Linked DNA regions of Homo sapiens: region 2 is linked to region 1. Evidence: chromatin loops called from intact Hi-C (ENCODE). Cell type or tissue: heart left ventricle. All regions are shown on one strand. Links, peaks and the distances in the headings refer to the core of each region. The heading gives the core; the rest is flanking DNA. Region 1 has its middle 18 kb from the start of CRYZL2P-SEC16B. Region 2 overlaps RASAL2 (RAS protein activator like 2).

What was found. Hi-C counts contacts between places; a loop is a spot of excess contacts. Peaks named below come from ENCODE experiments on the same cell type or tissue, not always from the same donor. Only the 100,000 strongest peaks of a DNase experiment are listed, where the experiment ranks them.
Region 2: it touches region 1 in a loop (2.0-fold over the local background); 5 of 110 quality-filtered maps call a loop at or near these places.

Annotation. Positions count from the first base shown.
Region 1 is chr1:178,050,137-178,061,332 of GRCh38, forward strand. No RefSeq gene overlaps it. Among named protein-coding and RNA genes, the nearest start is that of CRYZL2P-SEC16B, 18 kb to the left of the region's middle. In heart left ventricle, for the core only: CTCF peaks have their summits at 5,150 (motif pointing right) and 5,967 (motif pointing left); DNase peaks (open chromatin) are centred at 5,175, 7,459 and 8,275; H3K4me3 peaks cover 1,619 bases; H3K27ac peaks cover 6,947 bases.
Region 2 is chr1:178,130,829-178,142,024 of GRCh38, forward strand. The region is part of intron 1 of RASAL2 (RAS protein activator like 2); the gene reads left to right. It overlaps LOC105371630 (a long non-coding RNA gene), which reads left to right. Exons shown (of 3, transcript XR_922307.2): 3 at 3,737-4,522. Among named protein-coding and RNA genes, the nearest start is that of RASAL2, 42 kb to the left of the region's middle. In heart left ventricle, for the core only: a CTCF peak has its summit at 6,622; no DNase peak of the experiment used is centred there; H3K27ac peaks cover 966 bases.

The DNA.
Region 1 (11,196 bases), core at 951-8,950:
TTGTACTCCAGCCTGGACAACAAGAGCAAAACTCCATTTCAAAAAAAAAAAAAAGAAGCATAATAATTCCCACCTCAGGTAGTGGTCGTGAAAATTAAACAAAGTAAGCACGTTTGTGGCAGCACTCAATCAATAGCAGCTTTTGTTATGAAGACACTGTCCCTGCCCTTGAGCCTCTCACTGTTTAGTGGAGCGAAGTTCGCATAAGGAGGCATCTCAAATGCCTGTGATATGTTCTGTGATGAAGGGCTGCAAGAGGCGATATGGGAGCAGAGAGGAAGGTCAGCCTACCCCAGCCAGAGGACATCATTTCAGGAAAGCCTCAGAGAAGAAGAATGAAGAAGAATTACCCAGCCAGAGGGCACAGCTAAATGTGTCCCAGGCAAAGGAGTACACACGACAGAACATGGCATGGTCAAGGAATTGCAAGTGGTCATTTACAATTGAAGTTACGGTTTGAGCTGGAGAATGATGAGGGATGAGGCTGTTGTAGAAAGAGTATAGGTTTTGGAATTCCAGCAGTCAGGAATTCTAGCTTCTTCACTCTCCAATCACATATCCTCAACCAAGTGACTTCTTTCTGAGTCTCCGTTTCCCCATTTGTAAAATGATGGCGATTATATGAACTAATGTATGTAAAGTGCCTGGCACAGAATATACATTGTTTAAATGATAACAAGTATTCTTTAACTGTGTTTATCTAGGATACATTTGGTGGTTGATCCATAGTATACACTCATTTTTATTGAATCAGTTGAAAGAGGAATGGGTGAATCATTCACTTACTGCATATTTTTTAGACACTCTCCATGTGCCAGTCACTGTTCTAGGCACTAGGGACACAGCAGCTAACAAAGCAGACAAAAGTCTCTGCCGCGGTGGGACTTACAGTTCGTGAATTGAGATGGGAAAGGGGACGCAGGTGTCCGTGAGGGGACATTGTACATCATGGTCCCTGTGTCTTTATGGTTCTCTGATGAAAAGCTAATAACCTGACAAGGCAAAGTTCCCAAGAGGTCTGGATGTTAATTCCACTTCATAATAACAATGAGGAGGCTCTCGTCCTCCCCTTAATCGCTTCTCACTTATCAACCCCCAGCTTCCTGTTGTGATCCGGGGGAACTGGTGAGTTGTGTTGTTTGTCAGGAAGAAATGTCAAGGAGAGCTCAAGTAATTATTGGGCTCTAATGTTTAAAGCCATGGCAAGAGGAAATAGGAAAGCAGTGCATACAAAAAGGCTATGGAGAGGGAGATTTGCCTATCTCAGCAGCCAAGTGATAAGTGAGCTCAAATGCCTTGTGATGATGCATGGTTTCATTTCAACAGCAGGATAATCATACTTCACATGTGTGTATCTCTTTAGAGAAAGGGTTCACCAAGGGGTTCACCAAGGGGATCTCATTTAATCCTCAGAACGACTCTGTGAAGTAGGCATTCACCCCATTTAATCCCATCTCTGTCCTGTAGGTTAACTCCTCCCTCTCCACTGTGGCATATAATGATGCCCACGTTTCAGTCATAAACAAAAACAACGAAAGGCTTCCTTCATTCCTTATCTCTGTCTAGCCATCATCTCCTCCTCACAGCCAAGTCCACCAAACATTAAGAATATGCTTGTTAGCTCCATTGGTCTCCTTCCATTTACTCATCCTATTGTGATCAACCCCCAAAGGCCAGTGAAATTGTTGTGACTTCCCATATGCTCAGTCCAAGGGATGCTCATCGGTCCCTATGATAGTTGGCTTCTTTAGCTTTCAAAGCCATTTTCTGCTCTTTCTCCTCCTGCTTCCCAGCCTGCTCCTTCTCAGTCTTGTCCTCAGCTTCTTCTCCTCTGCCACACTTTGATGCTGTCTATCGGGGCTCTTTCTACCACCCTTCTCTGTGTGTGTGTGTGTGTGTGTGTGTGTGTGTGTGTGTGTGTGTGTCTCCATCTCTCCAAGTGAACAGGATTTCTTTAAAATCCTGCTCAGGCTTCCGATTTGTGAAACCCTCCCTAGCAGCAGTCCGACCACCTCTCACCTTCTCACTCTGCTGCCCCACCTTGAAAACATGTGCATTCCCCTTCCTCTTGCTTTCACAGTGGCTCTTTCCTAGCTTCAGTAAAGCTCACATCACATTGTGCTGTGACTGTTTGTGTGTATGCCTTCCCCAGGAGATTATGAAAAACTTCAGGGTCAAGACTGTGACTTCGCTATTTGTGTATTCTCAGTGCCTAGCTAGGTACCTGGCATATGGTAGACACAGATTTACAAATGTTTGGTGAATTCTTAAGAGTCAAACCAAGAGCAATCAATAAAAAGTCAGGGCCTAAACCCCAGTCTTCTGACTTTAAAGGTGGTAGTCTCTCTACCTCAGCAGAGAAAAAAAGCAGTGTTGCAAGTATTTAATTATAAGTGCCTCAACCCCAGTGAATTCTATAAATTAAGGAGCAAGATGGAGGGAAGGATTTCCTTTTCCCCACAAATATTGCCCCAGCTACCAGGTGTGGAAGGATTGTTTGGCATCTGTAGCCTTCCTTTTGCATACCCCAGGATAAAAGAAGAAAAAAAAAAAACACCCACCTCCCCTCTCTTCCTCCCAGTGGACAGCCGTCACCATCACTTCCTGTTAAGCTGGGAGGCAGGAAATATGTCCTAGCTCCTGAAACTCCCGATTTCCCTCAGGTTTCCTCACAGACCCAGGGGTGGAGAGTGTTTTAATAAGATGCCTTGTAGCCAGGCCTGCCCTGAATATGATCTCTACCATCCTGAAGTAATACTCCTGAAGAAACCTTCATAAAGTGGTCAAAGATACACCTGGAAAGAAGGAAATTTTGCCTTTACCAGGAATAAACAAGCCTTCCAGGGAGAGGCTCTGAAATCAGACAGTGTGTGCATTCGGCAATTACAAGTTAAAGTTCCACCCAAATACACACAATCAAAGGCTTTAACCAAGGCCATCATTACTTGTGCAGGGCCCTCCTGCTGTTTGGGCAACATTTTAGTGCTGCAGTGAAGCAAGAGAAATGTCATCAAAGCGACGAGGTACGGATAGACCCATTCGGCAGTGCCTTTTTTTGACCTGATGATTCACTTCACCTTGTCGTTTATAATGCTGCAGGCTGGGAGGGAAAGAAGGAAATGAAGAGGAAAAGAGTGGGCTGTGTTGTGCATGTAATTTGTTTCACCATTTCAGACGGCTTTTTAATGAGCATTCTCATTAAGGGCTCTGTGAGTCTATGCTTAAAGTTTTCCGGACAAGCAAATAAGCAAGACTGAAATCAGATGGCATCAGCCCAGCACCTCATAGTTTGTTTCAAACCACAAAAAAAAAAAAAAAAAAAAAAAAAGCTACAGTCACGGGGAATGGAGGAGATTAAAAAAACATTATGTGTGAGAACAGAGATTTGATAACTCTTTTGTCTTAAAACATTTGAAAATTAATGATGTGGTCTTAACTAATCCCCATGAAAATTCCAACGTTCATCAAGTATTAGAATATTAGAGTGTGTCTGTGATAGCATTTCTCTATTCAGCTGGTTCCCATGGAGAGAGGTAATAATTGTCCTGTGCTATCCTAGCCCTGGGTTCATATTTCTGGTAGAGTACCCATCACACTGCATCAGATAATGTCCCCTCTAGACGCTGACCCCTGTATAGGCAGTCAGCCTTACCCAGTGCTCCTTTATACTTCTTGAGCCCAACACAGTGTCCAGACATATAGTAGACATTCAATAAATGTAGTTTTGCCGTTTAAATGAATTCATTAGGTAAAATTAACACATGAACAAGTACATAAAAGACTTACACTTGAGTAGTAGACTTCACATCAGAGTAATTTATCACCTCGCAAGGTTCAACAAACATTTTAGTTTGTGAACAGCCCCTTAGTAAAGCGGCAGCCTTCATTTAAAATTATCAAGAGGGAGGCCGGGCGTGATGGCTTACCCCTGCAATCCCAGGACTTTGGGAGGCCGAGGCGGGCAGATCACCTGAGGCCAGAAGTTAGAGAGCAGCCTGACCAACATGGTGAAACCCCATCTCTACTAAAAATACAAAAATTAGGTGGATGTGATGGTACATGCCTGTAATCCCAGCTACTCAAGAGGCTAAGGCACAAGAATCGCTTGAACCCGGGAGGTAGAGGCTTCAGTGAGCTGAGATTGTGCTGCTGCACTCCAGCCTGGGCAACAGAGCGAGACTCTGTCTCAAAAATAAATAAATAAATAAATAATAATAATAATAATAATAAAATTTTCAAGAGGAAGGAAGAAAAGTACTGGTGGGGATTTGAAGTGGTTTTTTTTTTTTTGTCATTGATGAGCACTGTCTATTGGGTTTCTGGTCATGAATTGGCCCTTTTTATGAATGAGAAAGTGATGCAGTTGTTACCGTATTTATCTTTACAGTGAGTTTGTTAACAGAACATAAATACAGACACATGAAAGTGAATTCTCTCTGTTGCCTATGCTTGAACCAGTTGTCCAGCAATCCTTCCCTCTGTATGGTACAAAGAATGCCTCACTCTCTATGATTCCAGGGACTTCTAGAGATGATATACTTTAAAAGTCTGACATAGTGGTGGCCGTGGATGGTTTGCTTGATAAAAGCCAGGCACCTCCCCACCCTTGTTGCCAGGAAGGGTACAAAATGAGGAAAGTAGCGCTCTTCATTAGTGCTTTATTGGATTGGAGATAGGTATCAAAAGAGGGTGACACAATCCTCCCTAAAACATTCGCTCAGTGTTTCCATCCATTTTTTGCTGCTCAATATTCTTGTGTGTACTGGATTCATACCAGAGATGTAGACACTGTTTCTTCCCTCTCTCTCTCTCTCCTCTCTCTGTCTTTCTCATCCAAATCCATCCTTGAGTAGTAAGCAAGAAGTCAGTGATCCATCCCTAGGAGCAGAAGAATGGGCGTGGGTGTTCTCAGATTATGTATCTGGAGAGTTTTTTTCTGATGAGCATCACCTAGTCAGTACTTCACAAAGTGTGATCTGAGGACTGTGTGCATCAGATCCCTGAAGATGCTGATTGAAGGGCTTGATCTCCCTGCTGGCTTGGCATTCTGGGAAGGAGCACTGACATCTACAGTTTTGTCAGGCTCCCCGGATGATCCTGCTTCCTGCCGAGGTTGGAGGGCCTCTGGCCCTGACTTCTGACCTGGTGGCGCCTTGGCTCACTAGAGGGCACCATGGAACAATGTTTTTTCTGGCTGCGGGCTTCCTGTTCCTGCCAACCCACCAGGGATGCGGTGCCCACATAGTTCTGGGCTACAGCTTCCAAGCCCATCCTGGAACCACAGTTTCCTTTAAGAAACTTAGTGCAGTTGCCACATCACCAAACAGATCTAGTATTCATTTCCACAATGGCACTATAATAAATTCAATTTCTAAAGAAAAATTAGAGTTTAAGTTATCTCGTGTGTATTCATTAAACACAAATTGTGTACTGCAAAAGCATTAGGTATCAACAGGATTAATAAAAGAAAACATCCTTCCTACTATCAAGAAAAACCTGGAAAAGATAAGACAAAATTGTAAAATCATTTAAAAGCAATTATAATTAATAGTAATTTTCAAATGAACAGTAAAAAAAATTTTTTTTAAATTACAAAATCTGACGCAGACGTTTGCCAGTAAATGTACACACAGGGAGTGGCCCCTAAGCTGACTCGGATGACTGCAAACCAGGATTCCTGAGAAGGCATCGTGGAAAAGGTGGGATGAGAGAGGGCCTTGGAATAAAGTGAAAGGGAGAAGAGGAGGTCAGGGCAGCCTAATTACAACACATGTCTAATTCAGGGCCCTTCCTGTGTCTTAGCAGTGACTTAACTAAAATAAACATGTCGAATGTAAATCTGGGAAGTACCACTGGGCTTTCAATTGTCATATTGCACAGTAGCCATTTATTCAACAAATACTTGCAGAGCACTACTGTGTGCCAGCTACTGGGAGTACAACACTGGACAAGGCAAACGCTTAGTGCTGCCCTCATGTGTTTACAGTTCAGTTGGAGAGACAGGCCAGCAAGCACAATGATTCCAGAGCAGTGTGTTACGTGGTAGGTAAAGCAGGAGGTTTGTGGGTGTTCACAGGAGAGAAGCCTAATCCAGAGCCAGGGTGGTAACAGAAGGCTTCCCTGGGGTAGAAATGTCCAATGAAAGGAAGGATGAGTTAGGAGCAGAGGGAGAAAGAGCATGTTTGAAGGCTGGGGGAGAGAAGAAACAGTATATTTGAGGAACTGAAAGAAAGGCAGTAGGGCTGGCCCCGTGGTAGTGGGGGTGTGCTGAACAGCATGGAGAGCTCGCGGTAGACTGGGGCCAGCTCATGAAGAGTCTTGTAAATCATAACTGGGCTACCTAGACATCATCCTCCGGTCACTGGGGAACCACTGAAGGGTTAAGAGCAGGGGAATGGTGGTTCCCTAATAAGATCTGCATTTTAGGAGGACCTGTCTATGCCAGGGTCAGTGCTACCTTGGAGTAGTAATAAACAAGCAAAGCCATAGGAATCAGTCTCTCTTTAACTGGACCTTTCCGGTTTCCTTCCTCCATCTCCATTTACCAGCTTCCCTTGAAATCCTTTCAAACTGAGGTCTGTTTTTAAGGTCTGCTTCCCATGCTGGATGGCAGAGGAAACAGGAATAGCTTAAAAATGTGACTATCACAAGCTGGACTGCCCTTCTCTGTGTCCCTTACAGTCCTTGAAAAGGGCCATCTCTAGTAAAGTGCAGAAGGAGGAAGAGCCACACTGGATTGAGAGGAAGAGTGGTGGTCCAAACCCCAGTTCCCAGGTTGGACACCCTTAGCACTTACCATCATTTAAAGGCAGTGCCTATTGAATGTTCCCAACACAAAGAAGTGATAAATATTTGAGATGATGGAGATGCTAATTATCCTGATCTGATCACTATACATTATATGTATTGCAGCATTCCTATGTATCCTATAAACATACACAATTATTATGTGTCCATTTAAAAAATTAATTAAATAAAGGCAATGCAGAGGGGGAAACTACAGACAAATGTATGGATCAGTGTACAAAATTAATGTGGAACGTACGAAGAGGGGCTTTATCTTCCTAGGTAACTGCTGTTTTATTACTGCTATGACTGACTTACAGCTTTCACTTTGCTCACACATCAAAATGTAAAACTCTTAATCAGGCCTCTCGTCCTTATCTACATGTTAGCTGAGAAGCAGGTGATGGCAGTAAACTTTAATGACCAGAGGAAGTGTAATACTAATGCAGCCGTTTAAACCTCCCAATTTAATTAAAGTCTAGTTCCGCGCTTGCTGCTTGCCTGGAGAATAGTCAAAGGAGCACTTTTTTTTTTAAACCACTAACTCCACCCTCAGGCCAATCCCAAAGCAGCCTGCACTATATCCTCATTTCCTAAAATGGAAGCCGAATGTATGGAGAACAGGCCTTGGAGGGACACAGGTTCCTCAATTCCGGCCTCTGTGACAGGGAGGTCTCCCGCCCAGTTTCCTTTCCTTCAGAGTGAGGAAGAGTCTGTGTGCAGGGGCTGGAGCCTCTGGACACAAAAATAGAATATTCGAGCGTTTGGATTTTCCTTTCCTGACAGTGAACTTACTCAGGAAGAGGCATTTAAGCAAGATTTTTTTTCCTCTGTTTTTCAAAAAACACGTTTAATGGGAGGAACAAAACTGTTGAGAGAAGATTTTTCAGCCCCATCTTCTTTGGCCCCAAACAGGCCAAGGTGAGGCAGTCTTTTTCTTCCTTAATTGCCCTTTTTGCTTGCAATCACATTGCCCCCCCCACATGCCTCCCCCCAGCATGCTTCTAGACGCCTTTGCAAGGCCCCCCACCAAGTCTTCAAAGCACCACCATGTCTTTGATTGTTGGGCTCATAACTGAGACTTCCCACACAGTGGTATGAAGCGACATATGATTCAAGCATCCTCATTCCAGAAATATTATTAGTCTCAGGAAAAAAAAAATAGGGGCCTGCTCTGTGTCTGTCACCTGAAATAAACTCCCTGTTCCTCTCCTACTGCTTCTCAGATACTCAATTCTAAAGATTATTCCAGCTTATTTTGCCACCCCCAAGGTTTCTAACCCCAGCCCCCCAGCTAGTGACTGAAGGAGAGAGAGGAGGAAAGGGGCCCTCTGAAGTTGGCCACCTCAGGGTATATGAAGCACGTGCTTGTCACGTGGAGAAAAAATGTGCTGGGCTAACCTCTGAGACTCCCTAGAGAATCCAGAGTTTGTGTCTCTTTGCAGAGCTCAGAACAGCCTGTATGTTCTCCTCTCCCTGTTGTGCGCCTGGCGCTTCCCCAGTGAGATATCTCCTGCAAAAGCTTTTCCTGTAAGGGGTGGGGAGCTTTTGTTCTCTGGGAAATATGGTGAAGCTAATTAAGAGCATTGTCCTGTGAGGGGGGGAAGGCGGAGGGCTTTCCGAGATGGTGGTTTTCACCAGGGGTAAGTGAGGGCTGCTGAGATCTCTCTGTCCTGCTGGGTCAACCGTTTTAGGGGGAGATTGTGATGAAGCCCAATAACATAAAAATAGATACGTGAAGTATAATCTCTCCCTCCCTCCCTCTCTCTTTCTCTCTCTCTTTTTTGGCATTTGAGTTTCCGGTACTAACTCACTTCAGAAAAGGACACTCCAACAATTTGGCTTTTAACTCCCACTGACCTGGCACAGACTGGAGGTCACAGGACTAATGCCTTATTCTATTTCACCCCAAACATGCAGGGGTGCTGCTAAAGTGAAATTTCCAGCAACTATATAGATTTAGCTGTGGGCTGTGCGTGTAGAAGTAGTTCAACAACTCTCAGTTCTTGACTTCCAAAACAGGAGTAGCATATTTTATGGCATTTGTAAGATACAGCACCACAAAGGTCTTAAAATATATAAGCTATGATTGTCCCCATAGTAGCAAACCCAATTAGGAGCAAACATGTTGAGGCAGCATTCTGTAAGGTGTGTCACTTATCTGGTTTGCTCTCTCTGGATTTAAAAATCTTTATGTATCAAATACTACAAATATTTATTGAGCACTGACCACATGCTAGGTAGTGTTCTGGGTGCTTCAGATATATTCGTGGATGAAACAAACACAGATTCCTGCCCTTGTGGGGCTTACAGTCTAGCTGAGGAAGATAAAATAAAGAAAAATAAGTAGGTTATATAATATATTACAAGCTGACAAGTGCTTTCGGGGGAAACATAGATCAAAATAAGGGCAATTGGGAGAGTTGTGGTGAAGGAGGCAGGTTGCAATTCAGTTAGGGTGGTCAGGGTAACCATGAGGTGGTCATTGAGGTGACAGTTGAAAAAGACTTGATGGAAGTGATGGAAAGCTGGGTGCAGTGGCTTGCACCTGTAATTGCAGCAACTCAGGAGACAGAAGTGGGAGGATCACTTGAGGCCGGGAGTTCAAGACCAGTCTGGGTAACATAGCAAGAGCCTGTTTCTAATAAACGAACGAACGAATGAATGAGTGAAGTGATGGAGTTCGCCATGTAGACATCTGTGGAGAAGAAACTTTTCCAAACGAGAGAAGAGCCAATGCAGAGGACTTGAGATGAAAATGTGCTTAGAGCAACAAGGAGGCTGCTATGGTTGGAGTAGGAGAGCATAGGAGGAGAGTGGAGAGAGGTGACAGACTCCAGCTCAGCAGAGCCCCGTGTGCCATGGTAAGGACTTTGCCTTTGACTCTGAGCAAAAGAGGGAATCATGGGAGATTTTTTGAGCAAAGCAATGAAGGGATCTCATTTAAATTTTTACAGAACCATACTGGCTGCCTTGTAGAAAATAGACTGGGATAGTGTATCAGCAAAAGTGATTAATCCTAGGTATATAAACATATATATTTTTTTCAGGATATATTTTGAAAGTAGAGCCAGCAAGATTTGCTGATAGATTAGATGTGGAATGCGAGAATAAGAGTTAAATCAAGGACAACTGCAAAGCTTTTGGCCTGAGCAACCGAGAGGAAGGAAAAAGCATCAGTGGAGAAAGGGAAGGGTGCACCAGGGTCACTTGGGGTGCATTTGATCCAAGTAACTTATCTATGGTTCTTATCCAAGTGTGTTGATCAGAATCATGTGGGACGCTTTCACAATTATACTTGCCCAAGATCCCAAAAGATTCTTCTTTAGTAAGTCTGGAGTAGGGGTCCAAAAATATATATTCAATGGAGAGCTGCTAAATTGTAAAATAATAGTTGGTGGAGTTCTGTGTTTAAAATTCTGGACTTTGTAATGAAACAAGTGAAAGGAATTATAGATAAACCTCCCACTCTCTGGGATTAACTATACTTTAGGTCCTCCTTTCAAAATATCTTCCAAATGAACTATGCATAACTTACTAAACAGTTAAAGCTGAAGCATACAAAAATGATGAATAATAGAAGAAAGCTGCCAGATTAATTTCCAGTCTCTTCCATTATGACATTGGTAATATTCATAGCCATTTATGGGACAATTCTGTCCTGAGTGTATTTAGGTTCCTTTGAAGCTAACCTAGTGTGGGCTATCTAAACATCAAGCCATTCACCATCCCTCCAGCAGTGAGCAGAGTGGGAGAGGCAAACCTTCAGTGTAAAATACACAGGAAGAGAAAAACAGTGTCTCCAGGAAGATTTGGGGGAATAGTTAAAAAGGGGAATGATGGTGTCTCCAACCCAAGCATTACTTAGAAACATTCATCTGTTGGTAAAGATTACTGATCCCAGTTTCCAGATTTAAAAACTGAGACTTGAGGCTAACCGAGTTCTTCTTATACCAACTAACAATACAATGGTAGGACTGAGCTTCAAAGTGACTAATCACTTTGGAGGCCAGCTTTTCTGGTTCCCAGGCTGTCAGCCCTTGCTTGTCAAATTGGTTCCACCAAAAGTTGGAATCCCTCGGTGAAAGGAAGGATTGCGTAATGAAGCAGCATTCCATGGGGACTTTCTATTCTGTCTGACTCCTAACCAGATCTTTCTTTCATGCGGGATCATTTTCTCAAACTATTTATTTCTGTGCGGTGGTGGTGGGAACATTGACGACAAAATGGCACCTTCTTACTCAATTTTGCTGCTCCCTGTGTGTCTGACTCACACCTGCTGACAGGAATGAGCCTCTCCGCTTCTTCCTTCCCCGGGGAGCTGGAGGTGGATTTTAACTTGCCCTTGCCCTCCCCACCATCCTCATGAAGACTGTCAGCTTAGCTCTGATTTTAAAACAACAAAAAAGA
Region 2 (11,196 bases), core at 1,679-9,678, 81 kb after region 1:
CGGATCACGAGGTCAGGAGATCGAGACCATCCTGGCTAACACAGTGAAACCCCGTCTCTACTAAAAATACAAAAAATTAGCCGGGCGCGGTGGTGGGTGCCTGTAGTCCCAGCTACTCGGGAGGCTGAGGCAGGAGAATGGCGTGAACCCGGGAGGCGGAGCTTGCAGTGAGCCGAGATAGCACCACTGCAGTCCCAGCCTGGGTGAAAGAGCGAGACTCTGTCTCAAAAACAAACAAAAAAAAAACAAAAAAAACCAAAAAAAAACATGTGTTATTGTTAGGTTACGAGATTAATTCATGTTTTAAAATTCCAAATAATTAGAGTAAAACCCAGTAAGTGCCAAGACCCTTTTAAAGGCAAGCCTCTTAAATGGAAATATTTATTTATTTAGGTATAGACAGGGTTTCACTCTGTGGCCCAGACTGGACTGCAGTGGCACAATCATAGCTCACTGCAGTCTTGAACTCCCAGGCTCAAGTGATCCTCCTGCCTCAGCCTCCTGAGTAGCTGGCACTGTAGTCGTGCACTACCACGCCTGGATAATCTTTTTTTTTTTTTTTTTTTTTTTTTTGTGGAGACAGGGTACGTATTTGTTGCCGAGGCTGGTCTCAAACTCCTGGTCTCAAGCAGACCTCCTGCCTTGGCCTCCCAAAATGCTGAGATTACAGGTGTGAGCTACTGCACCCAGCTAGGATATATTTCAGTTCATTCTCTTCCCTGTTGGAAAGTATACACCAGACCTAATTTAACATTCTTTTAGTAACTCTTGCAAGGTGGTGGTGGTTTTTCCAAAAACCTGACACTTAGCTGAACATTCTTTTATCAACTATCTTATTTCCTTATCATGCACAAGTTAAATGTTAGACTGAGGAGTAGGTGAGTTATCCCCAAGGAAGTAAAATGATGTTAATTTTCTTGAGGTCACATGAATTGTGAGTAGCTGAATGCTACTGTGAATTCTGGGCAGCCCGACCACAGAGCCTGAACTCTTAAATATTATACTGTATTAACTTGACATGTTTATAAAAGTAACAATTACATGCTACCTGAATGCCCTCAGTAGTTTTGAACATGGTGCAACTGTTTATCCCTATACTAAAATTCCAATTAGGCTATTCTGTTTTGAGTCTTTGTAATCATGTTTTAGAATTTTTGTTTCCTTCCTCATTGTCAGGCATCTTTTCTTCCTCCCTTCCCCTCCTTCTTCCCTTCCCTCTTTCTCTTCCCTCTCTTCCCCCTTCTCTTTTTCCTTCTCTTAGAGTCTTGCTCTGCCACCCACACTGGAGTGTAGCCTCAAACTCCTGGGCTGTAGCCATCCTCCTACCTCAGCCTCCTGAGTAGCTGGGACTGCAAGTGTATACCACTATGCCTGGCTAATTTAAAAAATTTTAAATTTTTTTTTTTTTTGTAGAGACAGAGTCTCACTATGTTGCCAAGGCTGTTCTCGAGCTCTTGGGCTCAAGTGATTCTCCTGCCTTGGCCTCCCAAAGCGCTGGGATTATAGGTGTGAGCCACTGTGACTGGCCTCTTTTTCCTTAAAAAAATAATTTACTACTGTCAGTGTACCATACCTGTTACCTGTTTTCTTATTTCTTTCTGATCTTCTGTGGGCTTGAAGATCATATAAGCAAGCTTTTATGTTTGTAGTTTCTAATCTAGAAGTGAATAGGATCATATATGAGGAGAACATAAATCACCCAGTAATTTACCTGTAGTTATACAAAGTAGTTATTAGGTTGGTGCAAAAGTAATGGTGGTTTTGCAATTATGAATGACACCTTTTTAAAGTTGAGGAGAAATCTCTTTGGGTATTTAACTTGGAGGTAGAATTTGAATAGCAAGATGGATTTTATTTTTTCTAAGGTTTGGAGGATGTGTACCATAACTGATTTGTATGTCATTTTTGTTGTTTTGATTCACCTTTTACAATTCAGAATTTTTTTTTTTTTTTTTTTTGAGACGGAGTCTTGCTCTGTCACCCAGGTTGGAGTGCAGTGGTGTAATCTTGGCTTACTGCAACCTCTGCCTCCCGGGTTCAAGCGATTCTCCTGCCTCAACCTCCCAAGTAGCTGGGACCGCAGGTATGTGCCACCATACCTAGCTAATTTTTGTATTTTTAGTAGAGACAGAGTCCATGTCAGCCAGGCTGGTCTCAAACTTCTGACCTCAGGTGATCCACCCGCCTCGGCCTCCCAAAGTGCTGGGATTACAGGCGTGAGCCACTGTGCCCGGCCTACAATTCAGAAATTTAAATGATACTTTTAGAAGAGTTTGAGGCAGGGAAGTGAAATCCATTAATTAAGAGTGCAGTTTGGTATGTTTTAGAGCTCAATGCTTTGTCCTCTGTCATCCTTCTACTGCATCCCTTTCTTCGTTTCCTCACTTCAACTTTTTAGTAAACTTGTCTGAGGCATTAGCTTTACTCTTACGCATTTTGCTCCCCTGCCTTTTTGTTATAAATATTATCATGGCATGAAACAAAAAGCCTGTTATCTGCCTTTCCATGATCACTTTGGTGACACTGTTTCAGCCACAAGTAAACCTAGCAACTCTATGAATAGCAGGACAGACTTGAATGTGGTGTGTGTGCAAGGAAGTTATTTAACTTTCTTAATCTTAAATGCCACCAGAAAACATTCTGCTCCCTGTTACTTCTTTTTTTTTTTTTTTTAAATTACTTTGTTTTGCGGTAAGGAGTTGGGGAATGTGTGGTGGCAGGGAAGTAATGTAAGTTGCTTTATAACTCACTGTCTAACAAAGTTTTGAAAATTTGTCTGATATGTAATTAGGTACTTTAGGGTTATTAGGTTTTCATAAAAATTCTGGTTAGGGCTCTTGCCCTGCTCCCAATGAAAGCCTTTCCACAGGGCAAATATAAAAGAGAGAGTAGAGGGAATCCCCCTGAGGTTTAAATAAGTCAAACCAGTAAGTAATAGTGCTAAGTTTGTCAGTGCCTCTCTTTCTTACTGTACTTAACATCTAAAGGGCACCTCATTTATTTTCAGCTAATTATGTTCTTTATGAGTGACTGTCAAATCAGGGAAGGGTGTGACGATCATGTGGAGATACCTTTTCTAATTAATAGCTGCCTTGCTCCTCAAGATTCTGATGAATGTTGGGAAAGGAAAAAAGTTGAGGTGCAAACAATGTGAGAAATTTAATAATTGAGAGATACTTAAATTTTTTATCTATTGCTGTATAACAAACTACCCCTAAACTTAGCAGCTTAAAACAATGAACATTTATCTATTATCTCACATAGTTTTGTGCATCAGAAATTTAGGAGCCACTTAGCAGAGTTGTTCTGGCTCAGGGATTCTCATAACATTGTAGGCAAGATGTTGGCAAGGCTGAAGTCATCTGAAGGCCTCTTTGGGGTGGGAGGATGGCTATTGTCAGGAGACTTTACTTCCTCTCTGGCTTTTGGCAGGAAGCCTTAGTTGTTAATCATGTGGACCTCTCTGTAGAGCTGTTTGGGTAATCTCAGGACATGGCCTAGAGTGAGTAGTCCCAGCTACTTGGGAAGCTGAGGTGGGAGGATTGCTTGAGCCTGGAAGGTTGAGGCTGTAGTGAGCCGTGATCGTGGCATGGCACCCCAGCCTAGGTGGCAAAGTGAGACCCTATCTCAAAAAAAAAAAAAAAAAAAAAAGAAGGATTAGATGATGTTGAAGGTGAAGCCTGCTATAGGGGCAGGCAATCGACATCAGTTAATCTTTTTCGTATTCTAATTGCAGGAGACCGATGATTAACAGCAAAAACAATAGCCAACGCCATAGACATTTCAGCTGGTTCATTTTACACAATTCTGACTCTGCTCAGTGGGTGCCAAAACTGTTGCTCCCAGATCAATTGCAGACAAGAGCAGAGCTTTCACTGGAAATTTCAAACAGGTGGGATCAACATTCTGAAGGATTTCTTTGAAGAATTTTAACAATAAATGAACATGGTTTTACCAGTACATCCTGAAGACAAAGTACAATCAAATCACTGGCTACCAAGAGTTGGAAGTGAGAGCAGAAGCAGACTGATCAAGAACAAAGGTCATGGCAACACTTTTTTTGGGATACGCAAGGCATTTTGCTCGTTGACTTTTGGGAGGGCCAATGAATGCCAACATCTGCTTATTGTAAGAGTATTTTAAGAAAGTTAGCTAAAGCTTGAGCAGAAAAATGCCTAGGAAAGCTTCACCAGAGAGTCCTTCTCCACCATGATAGTGCTCTTGCTCATTCTTCTCATCAAACAAGGTCAATTTTGGGATAGTTTTGATGCACATTTATTAGGCATCCACCCTACAGTCCTGATTTGGCTCCTTCTGACTTTTTTATTTCTTAATCTTAAAACGTCTATAAAGCGTATCCATTTTTCTTCAGTTAAAAATGTAAAAAAGACTGCATTGACATGGTTAATGCAGGACCCTCAGTTCTTTAAGGATGGACTAAATATGTGTTATTATTGCCTACAGGTGTCTTGACCTTGATGGAGCTTATGTTGAGAAATAAAGTTTATACTTTCTATTTTCATCTAATTCCATTTTTTCCACAAACTTTTTGGAGTCCCCTTGTATTTCCAGAATACTTGTGAATGGCTTTTTCAAATTAATTTGGCCTAAATATTATCCCAATTTATTAACCTTAATTGGAGAATGTTGAAAATCTTGTCTCTTCATAAAAAAAAAAAAAAAAAAAAGCCATTTCCGAATACGTAGTAGCTGAATTCCTAAGGCTAAACTGAGAAATTCTGTAGTTTAACTACTTGATTTACCTATTATAGCAATTATATAAAGTATAGAAAAGAAATAGCATTTTACATATACTATTGTATTAGTCCATTTTCATGCTGCTGATAAAGACATACCTGAGACTGGGCAATTTACAAAATAAAGAGGTTTAATTGGACTTACAGTTCCATGTGGCTGGGGAAGCCTCACAATAATGGTGGAAGGCAAGGAGGAGCAAGTCCCATCTTACATGGATGGCAGTAGGCAAAGAGAGAATGAGGAGGATGCAAAAGTGGAAACCCCTGATAAAACCATCAGGTCTCATGAGACGTATTCACTAACACGAGAACAGTATGGGGAAACTGCCCCCATGATTCAGTTATCTCCCACCAGGTCCCTCCCACAACATGTGGGAATTATGGGAGTTCAATTCAAGATGAGATTTGGGTGGGGACACAGAGACAAACCATATCAACCGTATGAACTCTTTGGGTCTGTAGAATAAATAGCTATTGTTTTTTAAATCTAGCATGATCCCAGTTAGCTAGGATTGCTAATATAAAAGAAATAAAGATAGTGAATATGAAATTAATTATCCAGATTTTCAGTTCATAGATTTTTATGTAAACCACTGTCCTTTTGTAGCTCTGTATTTAATTAAGCATTTCCTTCTGGTAAGATAGTTTTCTTTCAAACAGAGAGGCAATATAATGTAGCAGAAAGATTGTAGGCTTGGAATTAGACCCATTTGGGCTTGAGTCTTTGCTTTACCTGTGGGACCGTGGACCAGCTGCTTAATCTTCATATCAAATCTATTTCCTCATCTAGAATAATAGTATCTAAGGTTTCTTGTGAAGATTAAAAGAAATTATGTGAAGGGTTTCCCAGTGTTTCTTAGATACTCTATTTTTTCCCTTAAAGGACTTGGCCAGGTGTGGTGGCTCATGCCTGTAGTCCCAGCACTTTGGGAGGCTGAGGCAGGAGGATCACTTGAGGTCAGGAGTTCGAGACCAGCCTGGCCAACATGGTGAAACCCTGTCTCTACCAAAAAATACGAAAATTACCGGGGCGTGGTGGCGGGTGCCAGTAATCTCAGCTACTCAGGAGGCTGAGACAGGATGATTCCTTGAACCTGTTGTGGGGAGGTTGCAGTGAGCCAAGATTGCGCCACTGTACTCCAGCCTAGGTGACAAAGTGAGACTCTGTCTCAAAAAAAAAAAAAAAAAAAAAAAAAAAAAAGATGAAAAGATAAGACAACCAGAAAAGAAAAGGTGTCCCTGATGAGATATATTTAAACTGAAACATAAAGGTCTAGTCCTATCCCTGCAGTGAGAATAATATGTTCAGAGCTTTAGAAGAAGAAAAGCTTGACAATTTTGAGAACTAATTGAAGGCTTTTATCCTTTAATTAGATGTAGTGGGGATAAGATTGGAAAGGTAAGTAGGAGCCAGATCTTAAGGGCCTCTGAGGTTGTGACATTTATTTGTATTTAATTTTTAATGTAGTTGAAACCATTGGAGAGTTTAAATCCACAAGGGCTATAATTCTGCTTTCCAAAATTTTGAGACAGTAAGCTGCAGTTAACTTCCGTGGAGGAATTTATTTTTCTCTTGTTATTCAGAGTCTTAGAATCTAATGTTTATTAGTTTCAGGATTTTATTCTTTTTTCAAAAGCCAGAGAATAAACTTGGGTAGAAGGGATCCATGTAGATCTATGATTCTTCTCAGTAAGAAACTTAAAAATAACTGCAGGGTCTGAGACAGAACTTTCCCTTCTCTGTTTTGCTTCTGCTCGCAGAATTGAAGTTATATTTTCCTCTGTCCTCTTTCTCCCAATTACTGCATTTTTAAGGAAGTTGGGGATTGAGCATTTGAAGTTAGTTCTACTGTCTCCCTCTGTTGTTTTTCTGTGGAGTGTGGCACCGTTTTTACTGTGCTGAAGCAGATTTTCTGGAACATTTCTAAGGCACATACAATCCCAGCTGCTTTTTTTCTGTTGGTGCTAAGAGAAGTCTATTGCCTATGCTTCTGTCATCTGAGGTATATAGTAGGACATAATATTGGGCACTAATTTATTAGCAAAGCTGTTAACTTTTAAATGACTTTTTAAAAGTTTTGGAATTTCATTTCACAGAATGAAAAATTTTGTCAGTGGTTTTAGGAAGAAAGCCTCAGATGCTTACTGACGCTTTCAAATGGTCAACAAAAAGTAGAGTTAAAGATTTTGTGAAATGATTTGTTTGTGGCCAAAGAAATCATGATTGTGACTCAGATGATTTAGTTAAATGTATACCAAATAACTTTTTTTAAACTGTGGAAGAATATATAAAGAATCTAATGTTGGTACTGTTTTTAGTCGCCATTTCTGCGTCATATTTTATAGAGATTGTTCTTACTCTAGTGAGGGTGATTTAAAGGGCAGGTGTTCTGGATTGCCAAAGGCATTGTGGAAACAGAGATGCTCTCACTTCTTTCCTGCTCAGTGCTTTCCAGAAGCTGTCAGGAGAAGTGCCACGTGTATTTTCTACCTTCTGTTAGCTATGCAGAAGGAAGAGGAAGAAAAATATTATATTTTTGGAAACTTGAGTTAAGAATTCAGATTATTATGGGAATAGAAAAATGGTGATGAGATGTCTTTATTTGACTGCACAGGGAGAATTGTTTGGAGTCTGAAGATCTTTTGGCTACCTTTATAAAAAAGAATAAAAATTGATAACCATGCTTAAAGTCATGAGCTGATTCTCCTGAAGTTCCCTGAAATAGTCATATGAATGATATCATATACTTTTGTACATTGTTGTCATAATGGATATTCTTTTATACCACATATTAATATATCTCAAATGTAAAAGTTTTACATAAAGTACTTTTTCAGAATAGTTTCATGAATTAGAACTGATTTTATCATACACACTAAGGCATCATAGACAGCACTGTGTTGGTCTCTCTTCATAACAGAGAGATTATATGTATAAGCCATATAACCTTGAACGAGCTGTATAACCTCTTTCTCATTTCTCTCATCTCTAAAATGGTATGAAAATGCCCTATTTAATTTGATTCTGAGCTGCATACATTTTTTTCACATTCTAAGGGCTCTGAAATCAGGATACATGTTTGTGATTGCTGTATTTTACTATCAGTCATGTGACAGTAGACATGAAGTTATATGAAAATTCTTAATTTATACCTTTTGGTATGGTCACTGCATCTGATCATCCGAATGGAGTTGATGATAGTACATACCTCGAAGGACTTTTGTGAGTATCAAATCAATTTATATATATAAGGTAGTTAGAACAGTTCCTTCCATCTAGTAAATGCTATTTGTGTTAGCTATTTTTAATATTAGAAATATAACAGTGATTGGCTGATTTATTTATAATTTTAAGATTATATAATACCCTTTGTCTGTGGACCACAAAGCATGTTTTATTGGACATTTTGAAAAAGAAAGGTAAATTCCTTGTTGTTATAGATATATAATAAATACAAAGTAGAGAAGATTACTGGTTAGAAGAGGTAATTGAGGGTGGTAAAAGTAGAATGTCTTCTGTATTTAATGTAAGATGTAAGTTTCTGCTATACATATTTCTGGTATTAATGTTAGGGAGTGGATTTTAATAAAAATATCTAGTGGATCTCAACTTTTTGGAAGAATTGTTAATCTCTAGTGGTATATACTTTCTGTTTAGATTTCTTTCTCTCATGGGAATAAGGGAACTTTTTTCTGAGAGGACCATATTTGTGAAAAATGGAGCATTTCAGTTTTTGTTCTAATTGTAATTTTCAGATGATCTACACTAAATCTAATAGATTAGTGTTATAATTATTCATTATCTGATTACAGCTATAAACTTTTTACTTACCCTTTTATTGATGTATATACTGTTTCTGACTTAAAAGTAGACAATTTCAGAGTGATAACAGTGTTTTTGAATTTTTAAAAGTTACTCCTTACTATTACTCCATATTCTTAACTTTAATTCCCAATATGGCACAGAGTTATTGACAAAATATTTTCCATTTTTTACCAAGAGTCGGAAAGTTACCTATGATAGGTGAAGAAACTGCAGGGAAGTTATTTATTTATTTATTTGTTTATTTATTGGTACTATACCACATGAACTCCATGTTGTAATTATCATATAAAATTGTCAGTTGTCATAAGTTTTTTTTTTAACGTGGATTTTTCTAGGGTGATTTCCTTTGTAGTAAATTAGTGATAAAATTATCTAAACACCCTATTACCTTTTATGGGAATGAAATGTACACAAATTTTGATATTTCATGATAAAAAGTCAGGGTACCTTTTAATGAGCTCCTCTTTGTGAAAACCAGAGCACTTTATATGTGCAGTTGTATTTACTTTGCTATACATAATGTTTTTCTTTTTATAAATACCCTTTTAAAAGTTTGTCTTATTCTTTCCTCTACTTTTTAATGCTAAGAGGTGAAAGAACTTGTCACCTTATTGGTAAATGTCAGAATTTTGAACCCAGTTCTATATTATTCTAAAACCTATGAAAGCAGATTGGAAGTTTAAAATTTGAATCACTGTCTTTTAAGACTAGAGCAGTGTTTCTCAATCTTTTTTTCATTATTGCTCCTCCAAGGACAGTTTTTGTTTTTTAAAATAGACTTCATTTTTTAGAGCAGTTTGAGATTTACAGAAAAATTGTGCAGAAAATACAGAGAGTTCCCAAGTGCCACTCTCCCCCAACCACACATAATTTCTTCTATGTTAGTTTGGTACATTTGTTGCAGTTGATGAACCAATATTGATGCGTTATCAGTTTACATTAGGTTTCTGTCTTTGTATTATACAGTTCTATGGTTTTGACAAATGCATAATGCCATATCTCTACCATTACAGTATTATATAGGATAGCTTACTGCCCTGAAAATACCCTGTGTTTCTCCTCTTCTTCCATTCTTTCCTCCCCCTGAAACTCTGTCAATCACAGATATGTTTACTGTCTCTATAGTTTTACCTTTTCCAGAATGTCACATGGTTGGAGTCAGACAGTATGTAGCCTGGCCTTTTTCGTTTAGCAATATGCAGTTAAAAGTTTCCTCCATGACTTTTTGTGGCTTGATAGCTCATTTAAAAAAACCAGTGAATCTCCATTGTGTTGGATGTACCACAGTTTATACATTTAGCTGTTAAAGGACATCTTGTTTGCCTCCAGTTTTTCATAATTTTAAATTTGTGAACTCCTCACATGTTTTACTTGAAAAGCAAAATCCTAAGAAGTCCTTTAGACCCCCAGTGTATTCGGTAATTTTTGCATTGCTATAAAGAAATACCTGAGACTGTTAATTTATAAAGAAAAGAGGTTTAATTGGCTCATGGTTCTGTAGGCTATGCAAGCATGGCACTGGCATCAGATTCTGGTGAGGGCCTCAGGAAGCGGAAGGCAGAAGGGCAGCAGGCACATCACATGGCCAGAGTAGGAGCAAGAAGGAGTGGGGGAGGCACTACATACTTTTTAAACAGCCAGGTCTTATGTGAACTCAGAGCGAGAGCTCACTTATCACCAAGGGAATGGTGCCAAGCCATTCATGAGGATCCACCCCTGTGATCCAAACACCTCTGACCAGGCCCCATCTCCAACACTGGAGACCACTTTTCTTTTCTTTTCTTTTTTTTTTTTTTTTTTTTTTTTTGCAGTTGCAAGATTGAATAGAGTGAAAACAGAGCTCCCATACAATGGGAGGGGACCCAAAGGGGGTTGCCCACTCCCAGCTCGAATGCCTGGGGTTTATATCCCAATCATTGCCCCTTCCTCTGTGCTGTCAGGCGAGAGATGATTTATTTCTTTACCTCCTGTTTTTAGACTAATTGGTATTTTAATGAGCTCTCTTTACTACCTGATTGGCCAGATGTGAGCTGAGTTACAAAAGTCCTGTGTTTAAAGGTAGGTGCAGTCACCTTCCCCACCTAAGCTTAGAAATTGTTAGTCGGCCTAGGAAATCCAGCTAGTCCTGTCTCTCAGTACCCCCTCTCAACAGGAAAACCCAAGTGCTGTTGGGGAGGTTGGCCGTCGACTGCTCCAACTGCTTCCTGCTTAATTGGGGCATAGTAGGGGTTGTGCATTTGAGATTTCCTCGGGAGGAGTGCCTTCGATGTCATTAACATCGGAGCATGGGCTAGCAGGCTGGTCCAGGGATCCGCGGTAGATCTTAGTCATGGACTGCATCTGGGGCTCCATTTGAAGAACGATGTGTTGTTTTACAGCTTTGATTCTGGAAGAGACAAACTTAACAAGGAGGTTAAAGATACAGGGATTGAAATGTATGGCCTAAAGTGCAGGGGCATATGGGTGTAGGTGGTGAAAGTGGGGTTTCCTTTAGAAAAACCCCTATACGATGGGGCGTCAATATTTCCGGGAAGCTGCATTCTCCATAGGAGCTCTTGGTAAGGGGAGCTACTGGTAGTACAGCAGCATGGAGGAGGTGCAGTGAGAGTGAAA